Regions from separate parts of the Mus musculus genome. Here all the other regions are linked to region 3. The links are chromatin loops, found by intact Hi-C in ENCODE. Cell type or tissue: heart. All regions are shown on one strand. Region 1 overlaps Celf2 (CUGBP, Elav-like family member 2). Region 2 has its middle 630 kb from the start of Gm30904. Region 3 holds the start of Gm13388 (a long non-coding RNA gene). Region 4 has its middle 35 kb from the start of Gm30904.

Evidence for each region. A loop is a pair of places that touch in the nucleus more often than their neighbours do. Peaks named below come from ENCODE experiments on the same cell type or tissue, not always from the same donor. Only the 100,000 strongest peaks of a DNase experiment are listed, where the experiment ranks them.
Region 1: it touches region 3 in a loop (2.1-fold over the local background); 2 of 42 quality-filtered maps call a loop at or near these places.
Region 2: it touches region 3 in a loop (5-fold over the local background); 4 of 42 quality-filtered maps call a loop at or near these places.
Region 4: a loop joins it to region 3, with 9 times the contacts of the local background. A loop is called at or near these places in 6 of 42 quality-filtered maps.

Annotation. Positions count from the first base shown.
Region 1 is chr2:6,723,751-6,728,750 of GRCm38, forward strand. The region is part of intron 1 of Celf2 (CUGBP, Elav-like family member 2); the gene reads right to left. Among named protein-coding and RNA genes, the nearest start is that of Celf2, 160 kb to the right of the region's middle. In heart, a CTCF peak has its summit at 2,587; DNase peaks (open chromatin) are centred at 1 and 2,551.
Region 2 is chr2:7,708,290-7,713,289 of GRCm38, forward strand. No RefSeq gene overlaps it. Among named protein-coding and RNA genes, the nearest start is that of Gm30904, 630 kb to the right of the region's middle. In heart, a CTCF peak has its summit at 2,965; no DNase peak of the experiment used is centred here.
Region 3 is chr2:6,434,095-6,439,094 of GRCm38, forward strand. The region is part of intron 14 of Usp6nl (USP6 N-terminal like); the gene reads left to right. Gm13388 (a long non-coding RNA gene) reads right to left here and starts at 3,510. Exons shown (of 4, transcript XR_373976.3): 1 at 2,422-3,510; 2 at 1,795-1,961. In heart, a CTCF peak has its summit at 2,188; no DNase peak of the experiment used is centred here.
Region 4 is chr2:8,377,665-8,382,664 of GRCm38, forward strand. No RefSeq gene overlaps it. Among named protein-coding and RNA genes, the nearest start is that of Gm30904, 35 kb to the left of the region's middle. In heart, a CTCF peak has its summit at 2,786; no DNase peak of the experiment used is centred here.

The sequences.
Region 1 (5,000 bases), 290 kb after region 3:
CTTTTGGGACAGGAAGGACTCGTGGTTACTGCTGTTGACAACCAGCTAAATGAGAAGAGGAAGGTATTGCCACAAGTCTAAGCTAACAGAAAGCAGAAGTTGGACAATGACTCATATAGAGCAAGAGTTAGACTGCAGTACAGTTGTCTAATATCTAAACAAGAGTTCTGGAGTAAGCACTAACTAATGCTCACATCACAAATGAACATTCCTTTTATGTTTTCCCAAATAACAGAAACTAACGGAATCAAAGAAGGAAGGAAGCTGCCCAGAGCTCCTTTGGCCTTTCTATAGTAGAAAGTGCTTACTTCATGTCTCCCAGTTGGTTGTCCAACCTAACACCTTGGACCCCTTACCATTCAAAGGGCAAACACATGGGCTCTGTACTCGGACATCATAGCTTTCTACTGTGCTACTTTGAGCTTCAGATCCTTCATCTATAAAATGGCAACAACAGATAACACCTCATAGAGGCACATAGCCTAGAATGTTCTATAAATGTCTTGCTATTCTCACTGTGAATGCACTTCCTTTACATACTCACCACAAGTAATCACCATAATTCTATTTTTTACTTAAAAATTCTTTTGGTGTAAATCCAAACATGACTCATATCTTTAGTAATAATAGTATCTTATATATACCAATACTACACTATGTACATTACTTTTTTAAAAATTGGCCTTGGTTCTTTTTGTTTGTGTGTGTGTGTGTGTGTGTGTGTGTGTGTGTGTGTGTGTTTTCAGTCTTACTTTGTAGACTTGGCTGTCTGGCCTGAACTGGCTATATAGAACAGCCTGACGTTGAACTCACAGAGATCTGCTTGCTTCTGCTTAACAAGAGCTAGGATTCCATGGTGAACAACCACATCTGGCAGTGATTTACATTTTTTTTTCTTTTCTTGGTTTTTCGAGACAGGGTTTCTCTGTGTAGCCCTGGCTGTCCTGGAACTCACTTTGTAGACCAGGCTGGCCTCGAACTCAGAAATCCGCCTGCCTCTGCCTCCCAAGTGCTGGGATTAAAGGCATGCGCCATCACTGCCCGGCTACATTTTTAATCATTAAGACAACCCTATGAGAAAGTAGTTTTTCAAATGGCAACATCTGAGAAATAAGTTCCCTTCCTAAGGATACCAGATTATGAACTATAGTTAGAATCCAAATCTATGCCCCTGGGTCCCAAACTGCAAAGTATTTCTAATCCACCATGTGGCTAAACATTCGGTACAGTATGGCTTGAATGGAGTAAAGACAGCTCAAAACAAATCAAAGACAAATTCCAAAGCAAGTCTTACTGGGTTTCTTGAATCACACTCCCAAATAAAAACAGGAATGCTGGAAAAATGTACACACACCACTCCTCTATCTCTGGGAAACAAGCTGCAAACCACCCAGTTTATGAGCCTTTAAGGCTGCTTTGAAACCCACATCTTCTCAATTACCACATAAGAAGATCACCATCTGTCCAGAGCCTTTCTTCTCTACTTCTAGAAAGTCACTCGGATGAGTAGCTGCCACGTATCCTTTTTTATATCCCTTTTTGTCTGCCATCTTGCAAATGATCATTTGGAAAGTGTACAATAATTCTGTCTGTAGGAAAATGTAGTCATATAGTATACACTAAAACCACCACCAAACACTCCCAATCGAAAACATTTATTTTGGCTATTCATATGACAGTGACCCTCTTATTATTACTGCATCTTGGTGTATAATAATTTTGCTAACTTTGTTTTAATACACTTTAACTTCTCCTTTGGACTGAATCTTTTCTCTTGGCTGAAGAATATTTCTTTTGGAAATCTGGTGACTTCAGTTCTCATGTGGCTGTAGGGACAGAGACTTCCGAGTTAGCCAAAGATCATGTGTTAATCATGTTTTAAGTTAAGCTTTTGGGGGTTCTTGCCAGGGACCATAGGTATCCAAGGAACTTTCATAGAGAATTATAGATACACATACCCCCATCTCAGCCAAACCTTCTCCTAAGAGCTTTGTCAGAAAAGAGTCTGCATGACTTGGAATGCTAGGACTAGCTTGCTTTTCTTATTCCGTACTTTCCAAGGAACACAGTATAGTACAACTTTAGATTCAAATCTAAATAATATTAATAGAGGGCCTACCCTTTGCCAGAAACCTTTGCCAAGTATCTGACACACAATATCATAATAGCTCTTTGGAACCATCTTCATTTTAGAAATGAAGCAAATGAGGTCCACAGAAGTAAGGTGCCTTTCCCCAATGCAATCTCTGTAAGGAATCACACTATAAAATATGGATACAGTAAGATTTAAAAGCCAACTGTCTGCCCTTCTTGTTCTATGACCTCGACTTCTTTGGCGAAATCCTGAGGTAGTGGTGTTTCATGAGACTCTGTGGCCACTTGCAAACCTTGGACACAGACATATACGTCTGTGGGCACCTTGCCTGAAAACTTCAACAAGACCCTGAATACCAATTGTGTTTTGCCCTTGGCCCTCTAGGACAGGTGCCAAGTGGAATGGGAGCATAAGTCAGCGAGCACACGGTCAGAGACACTGCTGGCATGAGCCTCAGAGTCAGGATGGAAAGTGCCGCTACTGGAAGGGCCACTTGAGGGCTCACTCGCAGCTTCCAGCACTGCACTGACCTACTTCCCTACTCCATTTCCTAGCAAAAAGAAATCAGATCAACAGAGACCATGCACACCCATCCTTGCGTCCTCTGAGAAAGCAGAGTACCATTCAATAGAAGTGGCTCAATGGATTATTATTATTAACTTCAGGAAAACATTTTATAAGGTCTAAAAATTTTCAAGTTTCCTTTTCAAGACTGGAAGCAAAGAAACAGATTTTTGATTTTGTATTTTGTCCTGTATTTGTTTTCTATATTTAATTTCCTTTATCTCAAAAAAAGCAACAAACTTACAAAGCCAAAACTGCTATGAAAAAAAAAAATTCCTGCCTCTGAATACTGTTGTCTGAAGATAGCTGATCTTCTTGGTGTTAATAAATAATAATATTGTTCTTACCCTTTTATTTGTTTGGTTCTTACCTTACTGTTTTTATTTTTGGGATGAGTGCACTGGTTCAACCGTGCTGATAGAAATGATCCCCATCTCTATACCCCTATCACTAGCACTGCAGTATGCCAGGCAGTAGCTACATATTGCTACTGAGTACTCAACTATGGTTAAGGCAACGATATAAACACATTTTTATTAATTTTCTTTAGGTAGCTCTAGAAAGAAATATACCTTCTTTCCTCCTTTTAAAACACTAGTTAGAGCTGAGACTCACTTAAACATATTATTCTGAGGGAGCCGTTTTGAAAATACTATTAAAGCCGAGTTGCCTAACCATAAGCAGATAATGGGCCAAAGGAGCTGGCCTTGGCTCAGCATCAATTTAACTGTGTGCCCTCAAGGAAAATCAAACACTCCTCTGTACCTCATTCATCCCACTGTAAACCAAAGAGAACAATAGTAATTTAATGTTATTTAAACATCAATTATAATATATGGTTATAATTTCTACAAAAGGCTATAAAAATATAAATACTTGTATTCATATAAATACTTGCATTAATGTTTATAAAAATATGCTATCTCCAGTGTGTTGGATGCAGAGAATGACTTACTGAAAAGATAATTTAGATAGTATAACCAGCTGCTTGAAACTTTGGTATAATTCCACATCCTGTGTCTAATTTAATCCCCAAAGCTCAAGGCATATACATACAGGCCAGAGTGTTAACAAGGTGTCATGTATGCTGTGGGGAGCAACACAGGCTTAGATGGAACTGTTAGTGGCCAACTGCCAAGGGTGCTACCAAAGAGCCATCTCTCTCAATATGTCCCAACATTCTTCCTAACAAAATGAGCTGCACCTCACCATTTCGGTCAGCTGACAAAGCCACTCTTTACACGGGTTTAGGAATAATTGTCTAATACCACGTGTACTTAAGAGAGAGCGCACAAAAGACGAGACTGTTTGGTTGTCATGGAAAGCTATCCAGGACAGAGCTGCATAAGGCAACAGAGGAAGAGAGGACTGGCAATGTGTCTGGTGCTTCTAGAAGGCTACAGGATGGGCATGAAATTCAGCAGTACGTGTCCATGTGGGCAATGTTGGTCATTTAAAAAGAACATTATCTTCTCCACAGAATGGCAACATGGTAACCAGGAGCCAGGCAAAAACACCATATAGAGTCTTTAGAAGCCACAGCTACCCACATGTGTCCTAACTGTAGCTAGGTTGTTACATAAGATGTAACTATAATGATGCTCCTGTATTTACTTGGAAGACACTGTTATCTCTGACCATGTAGAGCAGAACCTTTTGAATTACAGGCATGTCAATTATAAAATAAGGGCCTACATTCTCTGGGGTGAAATGGCACCATATCAGCAACCAAAAACTTCATGGAAGATTAGCTGGAATAAATAATACTCAAAATATCTGAAGGAGATAAAAATTCCTTTTCGATCATCAAATTTTAAGTAAATTAGCTTGTGTTATTCTGAAGGAAAATTCAAGGTTACTTTATGTACACGTACATGTAATATTGCTTGTCCATAAGATTTTTACAAAAAATGAGGGAAGGATCCCAATAAAGGAACTAGAGAAAGCACCCAAGGAGCTGACGGGGTCAGCAACTCTAGGAGGAACAGCAATATGAACTAACCAGTACCACCAGACCTCGTGACTCTAGCTGCATATGTAGCAGAGGATGGCCTAGTCAGCCATCACTGGGAAGAGAGGCCCCTTGGTATTGCAAACTTTATATGCCCCAGTATAGCAGAATGCCATGTCCAGGAAGTGGGAGTGGGTGGGTTGGGAAGCAGGGGGAGGGGGAGGGTATAAGGGATTTTCTGAGGGGAAACTAGGAAAGGTGATAGCATTTGAAATGTAAATGAAGAAAATATCTAATAAAAAAAATGAGGGGGAAAGAAATGTCGTAAGAGTATATAGGATAGATGGAAGGCACCCAGAGGCCCGCCTGCTGCATGGCCCACCCAGAGCA
Region 2 (5,000 bases), 1.3 Mb after region 3:
CACTCCCATACTTGACCTCCATCTTGAAATGAATTCTCATCTCTTTCTTATTATTCACATTTTTATTAAAGAAAAAAATTTATTTTTTTTAAACATCTGAAGGTTTTATTTTGTTCTGGCTTTCAATGGAGGTACAGCATATCAGATTAAGATGGTAAAGGATAAACTTAACTGGAAAAGTAAGGAATAGAATATTCCATGTTAATTTTAGTAAAAAAAAAAAATACTACTAAAAGAAGTGAAACTGAATCTACTAAACTTCCTCTCTCCTTTCCTACCATTGATGAATATCAGCCAGTTAACATCGTTTGTCATTTATGACGTTGGATTTTTGTTGCTGGGATTCTTTCACTCTAGATTTTAAAGATAGGACCAATTCCTAGAAGACCTTCATCGGAATGTATGCTCTGACTCCCAGGAAGAGCTCAGGATGAGTACAAAAGCTACACAGAGGTGAAGAATAGAGCTGATGAGATGCACAGTTCAACATCCAATCTTTGAAATTTGCTTGGACTATTCTCAATTGAGAAGGATTTGCTTTCTAGTTTATTGCAACTGGCCTCATCCCAGGGCACCTGTCCACCATGATGCTATGCTAAATACCCTTCAAAGAGAATTTCTAATTGACATAATCTGTTTGTTAGCCAACATTGTCATTGTATAATCTTTTTTTTAAATATTTTTATTAGGTATTTTCCTCATTTACATTTCCAATGATATCCCAAAAGTCCCCCATACCCTCCCACCCACTCCCCTACCCACCCACTCCCACTTTTTGGCCCTGGCGTTCCCCTGAACTGGGGCATATAAATTTTGCAAGTCCAATGTGCCTCTCTTTCCAGTGATGGCCAACTATGCCATCTTTTGATACATATGCAGCTAGAGTCTTAAGCTCCAGGGTACTGGTTAGTTCATAATGTTGTTCTACCTATAGGGTTGTAGATCCCTTTAGCTACTTGGGTACTTTCTCTAGCTCCTCCATTGGGGGCCATGTGATCTATCCAATAGCTGACTGTGAGCATCCACTTCTGTGTTTGCTAGGCCCTGGCATAGACTCACAAGAGACAGCTATATCTGGGTCCTTTCAGCAAAATCTTGCTAGTGTGTGCAATGGTGTCAGCATTTGGAGGCTGATTATGGGATGGATCCCTGCATATAGTTTTCTTTTTATTCTTTTTTTTTTTTCAATTTGGCATACTTACTTTTACTTTATGTGCATTGATGTTTTGCCTGTATGTTTGTCTGTGTGAGGGTGCTGTACTTCCTGGAACTGGAGCTACAGACATGGAGAACTGCCCTGTGAGTGCCAGGAACTGAACCATGGAGCTCTGGAAGAGACGCTAGTGCTCTGAACCTCTAAATCATCTCTCCAGCTTCTTTGACTTTATTCCTTTGCTTCCAAAATAAATTACTATAGATCCATATACTTCTATCACCCACTTCCTGTAGTTTTGCACTTGGAAATATTCAATTTGAATCTACTTGCTTTCCACATATATTTAAGTTCCCTAGGCTTATATTTAGTAAATTTCTTCATTTATTTATTTCTGTGAACTGTTGAATTTATTTTCTAGTATATCATTCAATGGTTTTATAATTTTTTTCTCTAATATCTTTCCTGTACCTTTTTACATGTCCTTTGGTTAGTCACATATAATCTTCTAAATTTCACTCCAAAAATAGTATGCCTTAAGTAGTCATAAAACTTAAAAATAAGTTCATTTCCCCATGTGTTTTCTTGCTTAATATTAGACATTTAAAATGTAAAAATACCCACAGTTCTTCAAAAAATATTTTTGTGTATTAATAGGTCAACTAAAATCTTATTAATATGTGAGGATATGTACACAACAAACATTTCTCACATATCTCTCATTTCTCTGTGCTGTCATGTTTCTTTAAAAATCTTTGGGTAAGGATGTAGTTTAGCATTCATACTTTCCTAGGAGTACAAGGAGTTTGATCAACAACAAAAACATAATAAAAATTTAAAATGCCCCCTTTAATTCTACTTCTTAGGTAATCTTAAATGTTGATTTGAAAGATGGTTACAACACAAATCTGAAAAGGTGGGATTTATTACATAGAATATAATAAATTTTGTTCTTTTCAACTGATTCTTGTTGGAGAAATAGTAAAAAGCCCAGTAGAATTAATTTTACTGGAATATAGAAAACATAGACATCAGTAGATTTGTCTTAATGGGAAGCTAAAAGAAAAAAAACATGAAAATAAATATAATCTTAAAGGCATAAAGAAATGAGCAAATGGATATAAGAATGGCAAAATAGCAACTTGTATTTGACGTGGTGCTAACAGTTGGGCTGCTTTGAAATGGTAACATGATTATGACAGCCAGTGAAATCATGGAGCATGTGTGTCCAGCAGACAGTGACTGCAGCTCATTTAATTGGTGCTATATGTAAAATGTAGCACAAAACATTAAGTCTGAAAAGGTGAGATGCAAGCAGAGCAGAAGGTGCCAGAAATGAGGGGAAAAAAACTTCTCCTGTTCATTGGCAAATAATAGCTGTGGAGTATAAATTATTTGAGAAAGTGAAACCTCTTGTTTTTATCTTTCCTTCTCTTGACATTTCAAAAATGGAAGGATGACTTCAAGCAGACAGGAGGAACTGAATATCAGTATTTGAGCTCCAAGGGGAAAAGAGACTCTGATGCCCTCCATCCTTGGTAGGAACTGAATCAGAGATTCTTATACAAATGTGAAAGGTTCCACTGAAGGTGGTCTCCAGCCAGCAAAGGAATAGTTCCGAGGGATAGAGGCCCAAGGTTTTGCTCTCTTATGTACTTCTTGAAGTTAGCATACAGAGTGACTAGAAAATAATTTGAAATTGCAAGTATGCACATATTCATATATAATATCATAGATTAATAATATGTGTTTGTGACATACAGTTTGTATTGCTCAATCCATGTACCACTGTAACTCTGTCACCACCTGGTGACAGATTGCTGAAATTTTAGCTTTGTTTATGATGCATTAGTTTACAACATCATAGCTTCATCTGACAAGGAAGATGAGGTTTGTAGACAAGAGATTGTTGTTTCCAGTGGTGCACAAGGGGAGATGAGGCACAATTTTATACAGAATTCTGTCTGCACCATTAGATTTATCTATAGCTAAATTCTGCTGCAGGTTAAGAATCTTTAATCCAAAAAAAAAAAATAAGTGGAATTTGAAACACTCTGAAACCTGAAACATTTTTCAGTGACATAATGTGCCAAAATATTCAGACTTTGGAGCATTTCAGATTTGCAGCTTATGGTGGGTAGCAAGCAGGACCAGAGAATTCAAGCTCCCATGTTTATTCTCATTGATTTCAGATATTACACAGGTTGTCATCTACATTTATCTACAGTTTAGTTCTACCACTATGAAAATTCATCTATTACTCCTACCATCAGTATTACACACACACACACACACACACACACACTCCTCTCATTCCAATATGTTGAAAATCAAGAGTAACATAGAGACTTACTAAATTATCTTTTTGTTGTGATACTAAACATTATCATGCCTCAGCTACTTGTAAGTGTATTTCTTCTCTCTCTCTCTCTCTCTCTCTCTCTCTCTCTCTCTCTCTCTCTCTCTCTCTCTCTCTCTCTCTCTCTCTCTCCCTCTCTCTCTCTCTCTCTCTCTGTGTGTGTGTGTATGTATGTGTGTGTGTGTTCCTGTGCTTGTACATTTGCTTGTTTGATTGCATGCATGTGTGCAACACAGCCTATGTATGGAGGTTAGAGAATGTGGGTCCTTGTTGTAGGACCCTGCTGCTGATTCAGTTGCATGCTGTTGCAGTTCACCATGTCCAGATAACTTTCTGAGCTGGGTACAGAATGGAGGACTCCCTTCCTTCAGAGCTTCCAGATCTCTACCTAACCTTATTTGGGAGATATCCCTGAGCTCAAATACTTGGCTTTTCTGGCATGTGACCTTTGACCTTTGCAAGTGCTTCATCCCCTGACCCCAACTACCCACTGATGATCTTATAATAATTAGGTACTGTACACCTATCCAGATGATAGGACCTTTTGGCCTAATGCAAATGAATCATACTATGAATACCTACCAGGCAATTCCTTAGTTATTGGCTTCTTCCTATATATTCCCATCACCCCTGGAATAAAGTTGAGGTGCCTCTCTGAACCCGATCTCAGAAGTCTGTCATTTCATAGTGTTCATGGACCATCCAAATCCTGATCCTTTCTTCTGCTTTCTTTGTACTTGAGGGGCCATTGGCCAACATTCCCCTGGGAAATAGAGATCTACAGGAATTCATCTTCCACCTTGTTTTTGAAAGGGTCTCTTTGTTTTTTTCTTTGTGTAAACCATACTGGCTGGCCCATGAACATCTGAGAATTCTTTTGTCTCTGTTTCTTAAGTCCCTAAAAGAGTGCTAGACATAAAAACACATATCCAGCCTTCATGTGTGTTTTGGGAATTTAGGCATAGGTCTTCATGCTTGTGTGACAAAAAATGTATACCACTAAGCCTGAGTTTATAAACGTCTCTTTTGGGGGGGGGTTGAGACAGGGTTTCTCTGTATAGCCCTGACTGTCCTGGAACTCACTTTGTAGAACAGGCTGGCCGTGAACTCAGAAATCCTCCTGCCTCTGCCTCCCGAGTGCTAGGATTAAAGGCATGTGCCACCATGCCCAGCATAAACATCTTTTTTTCTTCTTTTTTATTATAGAAATGCAAATTATTATAGGGATTAAATCTTTTTATGTTAGATTTTGCATTTTTTTTAATGACAACACTAGTGTTTTATGTCAGTTACCCACATAGGCAAGATTCATTAAGCACAAGAAGGAGGGAAGGCAAGAAAAAAATAAAGAAAAACAAACAACAAATGAGGTAGGTCAGTTTAGAGGGTATTTAATAATCAGATGAAAAACATTAACTTACTTATTTTTCAGAGAAAACTTAGGTTTGTGGAACAGGCAGACATAAGAGGTTGGGCAGACATTACTCT
Region 3 (5,000 bases):
ACCTCTGAGTTCTTCCAGTTTCTGTGTTTTTTTGGCTGTGGTAAAATTGTCAACATTCGCTGATACTTAGTTATTTAAAATCTATTCTGTGCAACTGCTGGAGCTGAATCAGCTACAGGAAAGTTTATGAAGTTGTATGTTTTGGAGACGTTGTGAACATTTCTCAGCAGCATCAGTTAAGCTGGGGCCACTGACTCCTGTGCTGACTCCTTCCTTAGGATGCTGGGCAGGTGGTGACGAGCGGCCAGACGCGTCTAGGGAAGGCCAGGTCTTCAAGAGAAAGCCCAAAGCCTTTATTTAGTTGACGGAGAAATAGCTTTTCATTCTCCACTCTCTCCTTCCTCCCCTTCCAGCACTGCGGGGTGACGTCACAGTCCAGTTTTTAGCGGTTTTGCCCATTCTTTATTTGCATTATCAGCTCAGCTTTTCCTAACATCTTTTTGGAATATATTTATTGATAACATTTGCTTTTGTGTTTCTTATGGTCTTTAAGGACAATTTTTCTGCACATGTTTTATTTAGACTTTTAAAATTAGTATTTTATTTATTAAAGTCCAGATTAAAATACCTAGGGCTTTTTTTTATTGTTTTTGTTTCATTTTAAAAAGTTAGATCTAGTAATTTTAACATTTTTCTAAAGAATTTAGTAAATGTTTGGTTCTATTTACAAATAACTACAACTATTTTATTTTCGATTGAGTTTATACATTTATTATATCCAACTTCCTTTCAGCATATCAATGTTTTACATTGGGAACAAATCTTGTGTGGCTATAAAATAACTGATGTCTTCTGGGCAGCAGCTCGGTGGTGCAGCGCCTGCCCTAGCACTGGGAAACAGAGCAACCTAAAAAGAACTCGGAACCCTTCATCCCTAAGACGGTGCTGGGTCTTAATTTTCCTGATGTACCAATGCTATCTGTCTGTGTATTAAAAACTCAAAAGTTCAAATCAGGAACTCATTTACATATGTTAAATTGGTACAAAAAAGGCCAACTGTAGCCAAATCCTCTTTAATATTTTTAATATATATAAATAATAGAAAAAATAGATTATTTAATTAAAAATCCAGTGTCAATCAGGTGCTTGCTTCCTTTAAACTTCTCTATGTTTAAGTCTGGATCTTCAGGTGTTGAAATATGTTGGTAAGTGTGAGGACTGGGGTTATAGTGGACGTGCATTCTGGCATTCTTGAGTTCTTAGCAGTGACCCTAACTGAGCCTGCTCCCACTTTGCTCGCTTGCTCGCTTGTCTGCTCTCTCTGGGTTGGTGCCCTTTTGATGGTTTTACATGAAGCCTAGACGCCAGCCCCACTCTTTATTGTTTACTTCTGGCCCTTCTTTTTGAGGCAACCTAATAGAAATTTGTGTTACTTTATTTATTATTTGGTAGAACCGTGAATGATTTTCATTGTCGTTATATATCATTATTACTAATCTATAGATTATAGATGGGGAAACCTTGTGTTCAAAGTTAAATACTTGTCCAGGGTCATTTTGGCTGATTCTAGGAGTGATTCCAGATCAGAGCTGTTTATTATTCAAAAGTCGCATCTGCTGCTGTGACCAGAGATGGCCTGAGTTTAGAGGGAAGCGCTCTTTGGCATTAATTGCCTTTGTATATACACTTCTTCAGCATTTAGTTCTTGGGCTTCCTCCATTAGCTGTCTCTGAATCCATCCGACCTACGCTTGCACACTGTAAGTTAGTTTACATGCTGTGACTTAGGCGGTGCTACTCACTCAAAGCCTTCTCAGCCTGCCCACAGGACCCCACGGCCCTGGAACGTGCTCACCTGTGCTTGGTGTTTCTGCATTCAGCTGGCCAATCGCTTTTGGTGCTTACACACTCACTAATGTGTGTCCTTTAGGTGCAGAGACCACACCTCAGCATCTTCAGCTCTGAAGGTGTGTCTGGCACATAGCAGGCAGGCTTTTGACGTTCTCTTTGAGATAGTCGAATCTGTATAGAAAAGGTTAGCACAAAACATACTTGAGGGTACTGAGGCATCCTTTCTCGTGTTTGTACACGTCAGTCAGTTTCATTGTATGTCAAACACTGTGTTCTTGCAATGTGGAAGTAGTAGGAGGCTCCCCAGAAGACGGCAGGAGAAGTACTTCCTAAGTACATCTCTGAGTGGGTTCAAAGAGCCACTAATGCCTCCACCCTGTAGTAGAGTGTGGTGTCCACTGGGTGGTGACAGAGACCTGAGTAAGGCCAGAAATGGACCGGCCTGAGGAGACAGAAAAAGAGACCCTTTCACCTTCCTGGGAAGTTACACTACTATTGGCATTTTGGAGCTTTTAAAGAGAAAAATGCTAAACAAACAAACAAAAACAAAGAAGAAGTAAACATTTGTGTTTTGTCCTAAATTGTATTAAGTTACCTTCTTGTGGGTGGGGAGAAGATAGTCAGGGCTTACATGACTGAAGAGAGGGGAAAAGCCACTGATACGATGTCCTCACACAAAGCTCTGCGAGTGCATGGCTGGAGCTCACCTGTGCTCTCAGGAAGGAGGAGGGAAAAGTACACTTCTGACATGAAGCTGAGCAGAAACATCAGAAGGTGCAAAGCCACATTCCTCTGTTCATTGAGAAGGTCTCTGTTTGAAAGCTGTGGCGAGGGGCGGTAAATACTGACTTAGAAACGCCCACATAATGACGTAATGCGTCTGCTGTTATGTGACCTGTGCTTGAGTCTGCTGAGCATGGGTGCTTGGAGGAATGAGGACATAGGGCATGAGTTAACCCAGAGATCGCGTGCGCACGTGTGCGTCTGAGTGTCCACAGATTTACTTAAGTCTACTTTTGTGATAGAAAATACTTAGAACATAAAATCATACTTGGTAGTGACATTTGTTGCTCCTATGAGATGCACACAGTATTTCCTTGGCCCAGTAAAAGTTGCATACTTAATCTTCACTAAGAAAGGAGGGAGGGAGGAAGGAAAAAAGAAAAGAAAATCACCTTTGCTTGGAAATCATGTAGATTTGTCTCCTTAATTTCATTATAACAGAGGTCAGATTGCTTGACAGAGAAGCTGTGGGTTTGGTCTGGCTGCTGGAACTGAAAGGCCTTTGAGCCATCGTTTAGAACCTGCTTCTGAGAGGGGAGCTCTGCTAGATATAAAGAACGCATGCACTGCGAGTGTGGTTGCCCTGCTGAGATTCATGGGAGCACTACAGTTGTAGTGTAGCCCAACAGTCAGTCAGCAAGTGTTTCTGGAAGCCGTCTGCCGATGCCACCGTCATAGCCTGTGCTGGTCTGGATGAGCCTGACTCCTGTAGGCTCATAGATTTGGATGCTTGGTCCCCAGTTAATGGAACTGTTTGAGAAGGATTAAAAGCTGTGGCCTTAATCCTGTCACTTAGAGTGGGCTTTGAGGTTTCAAAAGCTCATGCCAGGCCCAGTCACTGTCTCTCTGTCTGCTGTCTGCACCTTGCTTACCTTGTTTCCACCATGATGATAATGAACTGACACTGATAATGAACTGTAAGCAAAGCCCCAGTAAATGCTTTCTCTTATAAGAGTGGCTTTGGTGGTGCTGTCTCGTCACAGCAATAGAAGAGTAACTAAGACGCAAGCCATGCCTTAAGTATCCCTTAGCCTGGGCACACACAAGCATAGCTTTCTGGCCCAGACACTGAGAGGCCCCTCCCTTGCTGCGAAGGACTCTGGGCTAGCTTGCTTCACTGCTTTTAACATTTAGAGAAATTGATTTTTAAGCACTTATAATCTTAGGAGGCACTTTTCTTATACTCCTGTCTGCTGCCTCCTTATTGAAAAATTGTACTGGAGCAAAAAGGCCATGACCTCTAAAGGTTTTGTGCATTTCATATATTTGCCATGTGCCTTCTGCACACAGGGACCTAATGAGGGCTTGCCATTTAGCAGATATTATATGTTCTATGTTCTATAGTAGATAATTTTGTGGATGTTTTTACTCAGTGTTCCCCACTGTCAGTGTGGGCATGTGCCGTTGCTCTGAAGGAATACGAAAGGGGAAGCCACTGGGCAGTGGGAAGACTTCTTTTGGATTGCCTGAAATTGTGGTTGCAGAGGCTGTAAACTGTCATGTGGGTGCTGGGAATCGAATGCCCGCCCTCTGGAAGAACAGCCAGTGATCTTAACTGCTGAGCCTCTCTCCAGTCTTATCCCCTTCAACCTTACACAGTGCGCAGGGGGATCCACCGGGCTGGAGAGGCGGCTAAGCTGGTGAAGGCTAGACTCACACCAAAAGTCGGTTTTCCTTCCATATACTAATCTACTTACTTAAATGTAAAGTGTGAGGCAAAAACTTTTCTTGTTCTTTATACTGAAAATAAACTTTCCTGCACCTGTCTAGAGTTTCAGCCTAAATCTTTCTCTTGCTTGCAGTTGGATGTCACGTCAATGTGTGTACAAATCTAGTGTCTCAGGCCTTCACCACAGTAGACTGTGGGAAGCGGGTGGGTGCTGGCGTCAGCTTTGGGTTGAGCTCTGTGTCTGCTCCGTGCTGGCCGTGAACCCTTGAGCAACTTCATCTCTGCCTCAGTTTCCTCCCCTAGGAGATCATGAAGTCATGTGCCTGTTGTCAGTGTTGTGTCACAGTGTTGACTGATACACAGGGATTAATTACTTAATGAATGTCAACAATTGTGACTGTTGTCATTGTTGCTTATTATTACAATTTAAGTCTACACCACTATTTAAAGTAACTGCTATGCTATACCTCAGATTATAACTCATCTGTTGAAAAGTTTCTAGAGTTTTTCAGTTAACTCAGGACAAACTACCCAGTCCTCTGTGTTGTGTTTTTGGCCTCCTCATGGGGCCTGTCTGCCTTGTTCAGAGAGAGGGTCTTGTTCTTAAGGGCTCTCCTTCCTGTTCTGCGCCACCTACTCCTGATTTTTAATTGTTTTTACCACTTTAGTTTTCCTGTTTTTTGTTTTGTTTTGTTTGGATTGGCTGGGACTGGATTGGGTTGGAATGCTGGTGATGGGAACCAGGACCTGCCTTCCAC
Region 4 (5,000 bases), 1.9 Mb after region 3:
TGTGGATTAGTGTTGCTTCTTTGGTTGGTCTGTAAGCTTAAGGCCCAAACTAGGAGAGACAAGGTGGTTATTGCCCAGGCACTTGCAGCTCTAGAACATGGTGCTTCCCCTGATATATCTATGCTTAAGCAATAGGTCACTGGCCACTCCGCTCTTGCACCCCACGAGGCTAGTCTCATTGCACGGGATAGAGTGAGTGTGCTTCAGCAACCCGAGAGAGTTGCACGGCTAAGCACTGCAGTAGAAGGGCCCTGCGGCATATATGAGCCTATTCTAGGGAGACATGTCAATTTTCAAGAAGGTTGAGTGTCCAAGCGTCCTTCTCCCCAGGAAAAACGACACGGGACCAGACCAGGACCCCTCTGGGTGATGAGCCTGGAAGGGGGTTATGTGTACAGCTCCTTTACCTGCACACTGGGGATTTGACCTCTATCTCCACTCTCAATAATATGGGTGGCCTATTGCTCTTATTAAAAGGAAAGGGGGAGATGTGGGGAGCCGCACTCACATTTACCATTACAAGATAGCGCTGACAGCTGTGTTCTAAGTAGTAAATAATCTGCACATGTGCAGGGGCAGTTTTCCCGCCATGTGCTCTGCCTTTCTCGTGATGACAACTGGGCCGATGGGCTGCAGCCAATCAGGGAGTGACACGTCCTACGTGGAGGATAATTCTCCTTAAAAGGCACAGGGTTCTGGCACTCCCTCTCTTCGCCTCTTCGCCTCTTCGCCTCTTCGTCTCTTCGCCTCTTCGTCTCTTTCTCTCCCTCTCTGCCCCTCTCTCTGCCTCTCTCTCTGCCTCTCTCTCTCTCTTTCTCTCTGCCTCTCTCTGCCACGCTCTTCCTCTCTTGCTCCTGAGTAAGCAATAAAGCTTTGCTGCAGAAGATTCTGGCTTGTTGCGTCTTTCCTGGCCGGTTGCGAACGCGCGTAAGATATCCTCATTTAATAAGACTATCTCATGTCTCATATGTCTCATATATTCTTATTTAATATTCTCTTCAATAATTACACCCACATACATACACACGCACACACGTATATATACAAGACTACATAACAGCCTTCAGAGAGCTTTAATGAGAAATCATCAAAATGTCACATCATAAATGGAGCATAAAGCTGCCCTTTCTCTACTAATATGGAAAGATGATTAGCAAAACAATGCGGCCCACATCACAGAGCTTTTGCACTCGGAAGCTAACTGTCAATGACGACACATCTGGCATGCCTAAAGTAAACAAACAAACAAGCAAAGAACGAGAATACAGTTTAACAAAACACCCATGGAAGGAGTTACAGACACACAGTTTGGAGCTGAGACGAAAGGATGGACCATTTAGAGACTTCCATATCCCGGGATCCATCCCATAATCAGCCTCCAAATGCTGACACCATTGCATACACTAGCAAGATTTTGCTGAAAGGACCCAGATATAGTTGTCTCTTGTGAGACTAAGCCGGGGCCTAGCAAACACAGAAGTGGATGCTCACAGTCAGCTATTGGCTGGATCACAGGGCCCCCAATGGAGGAGCTAGAGAAAGTACCCAAGGAGCTAAAGGGGTCTGCAACCCTATAGGTGGAACAACAATATGAACTAGCCAGTACCCCCCCAGAGCTTGTGTCTCTAGCTGCATATGTATCAAAAGATGGCCTAGTTGGCCATCAGTGGAAAGAGGCCCATTGGTCATGCAAACTTTATCTGCCTCAGTACAGGGGAACGCCAGGGCCAAGAAGTGGGAGTGAGTGGGTAGGGGACTTTTGGGATAGCATTGGAAATGTAAATGAAATAAATACCTAATAAAAAATAAACAAAATAAAAAAATGATGCTTCCAAAGTTCCTCAACTATCAAGACACTAGGGCATACGCAGTTGAAGTTTATGTCTTCTGGAAGCTTTGTGTGCACTTCTCAGATGCTCCTCTGAATTGCAACAGAAAATACAAGACTATTAATAATGATGTCTTAGCTGTTGTCCACAATCATAGAATTTATGTTTACCTCGGGGCACTGGCGAGGACTTTCATGAGAATACTAGTTTACAAGCTATTTTAAGTTTTGTCACATAATGTGTCAATCCATGTGGCAGCTCACATTTTAATACTAATTGATGGGGTACATTCTTAAGAAGTGTTATTATTCATGTTGGCTAATTCTCAACTAACCAGGTGGCACACATTCAGATTATACGTTCAATTACTTCAGAAAGCTGTTTGTCTTCAGTTTCTGTCACCAGCCAAATGTTTCTTTGTCTTATATGTGTAATGAATTTTTATGATGATTATAGAACCATAAATCACCATGATTTTGACCTACTGCAACATGTTTTTTCTCTGCCAACTATCACTTAATTCATAAATTTATGATTTCCAAATACCATGAAATGATTTTAAAAGTCGGTGCTTTGAAGATAATTTATATAGTTGCTACAGGTATATGTAATTCAAATTTAAAGATTATGTTCTTTCCAATAAATCCCATCAGTATGAAAGTGGGTACAATGTCAGGCAAAAACAATGCAGAATTATTTCCATCTTCTTAAAGATATTTTTGTTTGGAATAATAAAAGACATTTTTTCCCATGAAAAAATTTCTCAGCAAAAAGGTGAGAGATAATTTTTATTATAATTTCCTTCCAAAAATACCAACCTCGCTGACATTTTACTTCACATTTCAGCTATAAATTTAGGTTTTAGAAGTGAGGCTTTAAAAGTACTCTGTTTCAGTGAAAATTTCACTGTAATGCTAAATGGGTTGCCATGCCTTGAGCAACAGCTCCCTCTATGGTCCATCATCACCCAGGTAATGACTGTGCATCTTCTGCAACACCATAGGCCCTTCCTTCTATGACCAATACTCTCCTAGATACAATGCTAAGATGATACTGAACATTAGCAGGCTAGGTTTTTCTTTCCTTTTTCCCCTTCAAAATGCATCTTATTGCTTATAATTCTGTTATTCTGTTTATTGTTAGATGTGATTTACTCAATTACAATTTTAGTTATATTTCATACATACAACTTGATCCTTATGCAATAAAGAATCAGAGTTATGGGGAACAATCACAGATTGGATAAATTTCTGTTTATCTGGTCATAGATTTTCAATTGTACTGATGTTTCAGTACAATTATGTGTATGTAAATGTATTCACATTTCTTTAGAAATGTCATGTTATAGATTTCATTTTAAATATTGTCTACAGTGAAAAAATAAAATCATATTTAACTGTAAGTCCTAGAAAAAAGCCCTACATTTATATACAAGAAAACCCTTTATATACAAGTAGTACATCTAAGACTCAAGAACCCATCTGTTACCAGGAAATGTTAAACTGGGGAAACATTTTGAAATAAAGTACAAAAAGGGCAACTGGTTTTTAAAGGGAAAGGAAATGTATATAAGAAGAAGGGGCTGAGGCTTCTTTTATTCTGGCCTCTTCTAACATAACAAAGCAACTCTGAAAGGTTTATAGTGTTGTATGGGAAACTTCAGGGAAAGTAGTGGCTCAAACTGAAGTATCAGCTGGCTTTGTTGGAGAGATTAGAACCATAGAAAGAGAACCAACCTGTTCCTTATCTGATACCTGCATCATCACCCTACTTTGGAATCTTCCATTCAATAGTGGTAGAAGTTACATAGACATCATGTTAGGCAGAACTACATTCCAACTATATTATGTTACTATTCTGCATTGGATGACAAGTCAACAAGTTTCCTAGTAACAGATGGGTTGTTGAGTCTTAGATGTACTACTTGTATATAAAAGGTTTTCTTGTATATAAATGTAGGGCTTTTTTTCTAGGACTTAGAGTTAAGTATGATTTTATTTTTTTCACTGTAGACAATATTTAAAATGAAATCTATAACATGACATTTCTAAAGAAATGTGAATACACTTACATACACAGAGAGAGAGAGACAGAGAGACAGAGACAGAGACAGAGAGAGAGCACTAGAGAGGGTAAGGGAGAGATAGAAAAGACATTGTATGAGAGACAATTTGGAATAAAATTTTATTCTAAAACAAATATTTGTAACCACACTGAAAATGAATTAATTTACTCAATTTCTTATTCAAATTATTCCCACAGTCACCTAACTGAATTAAATATTTTCTATCTACTTTAGCATCAAAATCTGTGGAGTTGAAGTTACAGGTGGGTCTGGATACCATATATGAGTGCTGAGAACTGAACTAGGGTCCTTTGCAAGAACAGTATGTTCCGATAATCACTGTGTCATCTCTCTCTCCCTCTCCTCTTATAGCTGAGACATAAACTTGAAATGTAACCAAGAAATGCATGGCTCCCAAGATTTCACTCCTTCCTTTTTGTCAGTATTCATTTTCATTTTCTATGTGTATGAGTATTTTGCTTGTATGTATACATGTGCACTGCGTTTGTGTGTGTGTGTGGGGGGGGGGGGTAAAGAACAGAGTCTTTAAAGAACAGAGTCTAGTAAAGAACATCAAATCTTTTGGATCTGAGCTTAGAAATTATTGTTAGCTCATCACTTTGTACTAAGAACCAACATGGGTCCTCTACAAGTGCAGCTAGTTTTTTTAACCTCTAAGCCATTTCTACAGCCCCAAAGATGGCTTCTTTCTTTTTTAACCTTCTTGCAATATTGTCTACTTTTTCTTGTGACATTGTCGCCTTTTGTTTGAATCGGCTCCAAAACATGTATTTAGACAATATATCACATATGTTATAGGTAAACACACTTATATAAACAATAATAATTTTATAATTTTTCTGTATAAATTCTTCTAGAGTAAAAAACATTTGTCAAGTTGCTCAAAGAACGTGCTTAAAAACAAAAGTGACTTTCACAATGGAAAGCTACACAGCCATGCCCAAGAACAGAAAATATAAATATATTTCATAATGACCATCAGAAAATGCAAAGAACACATATACACATATGAAACATGCAGAGAGAGGAACGAGAAATCTTTGGAATTTTGTAAATACATTATTGGAGAATTAGACTTGGGTGCC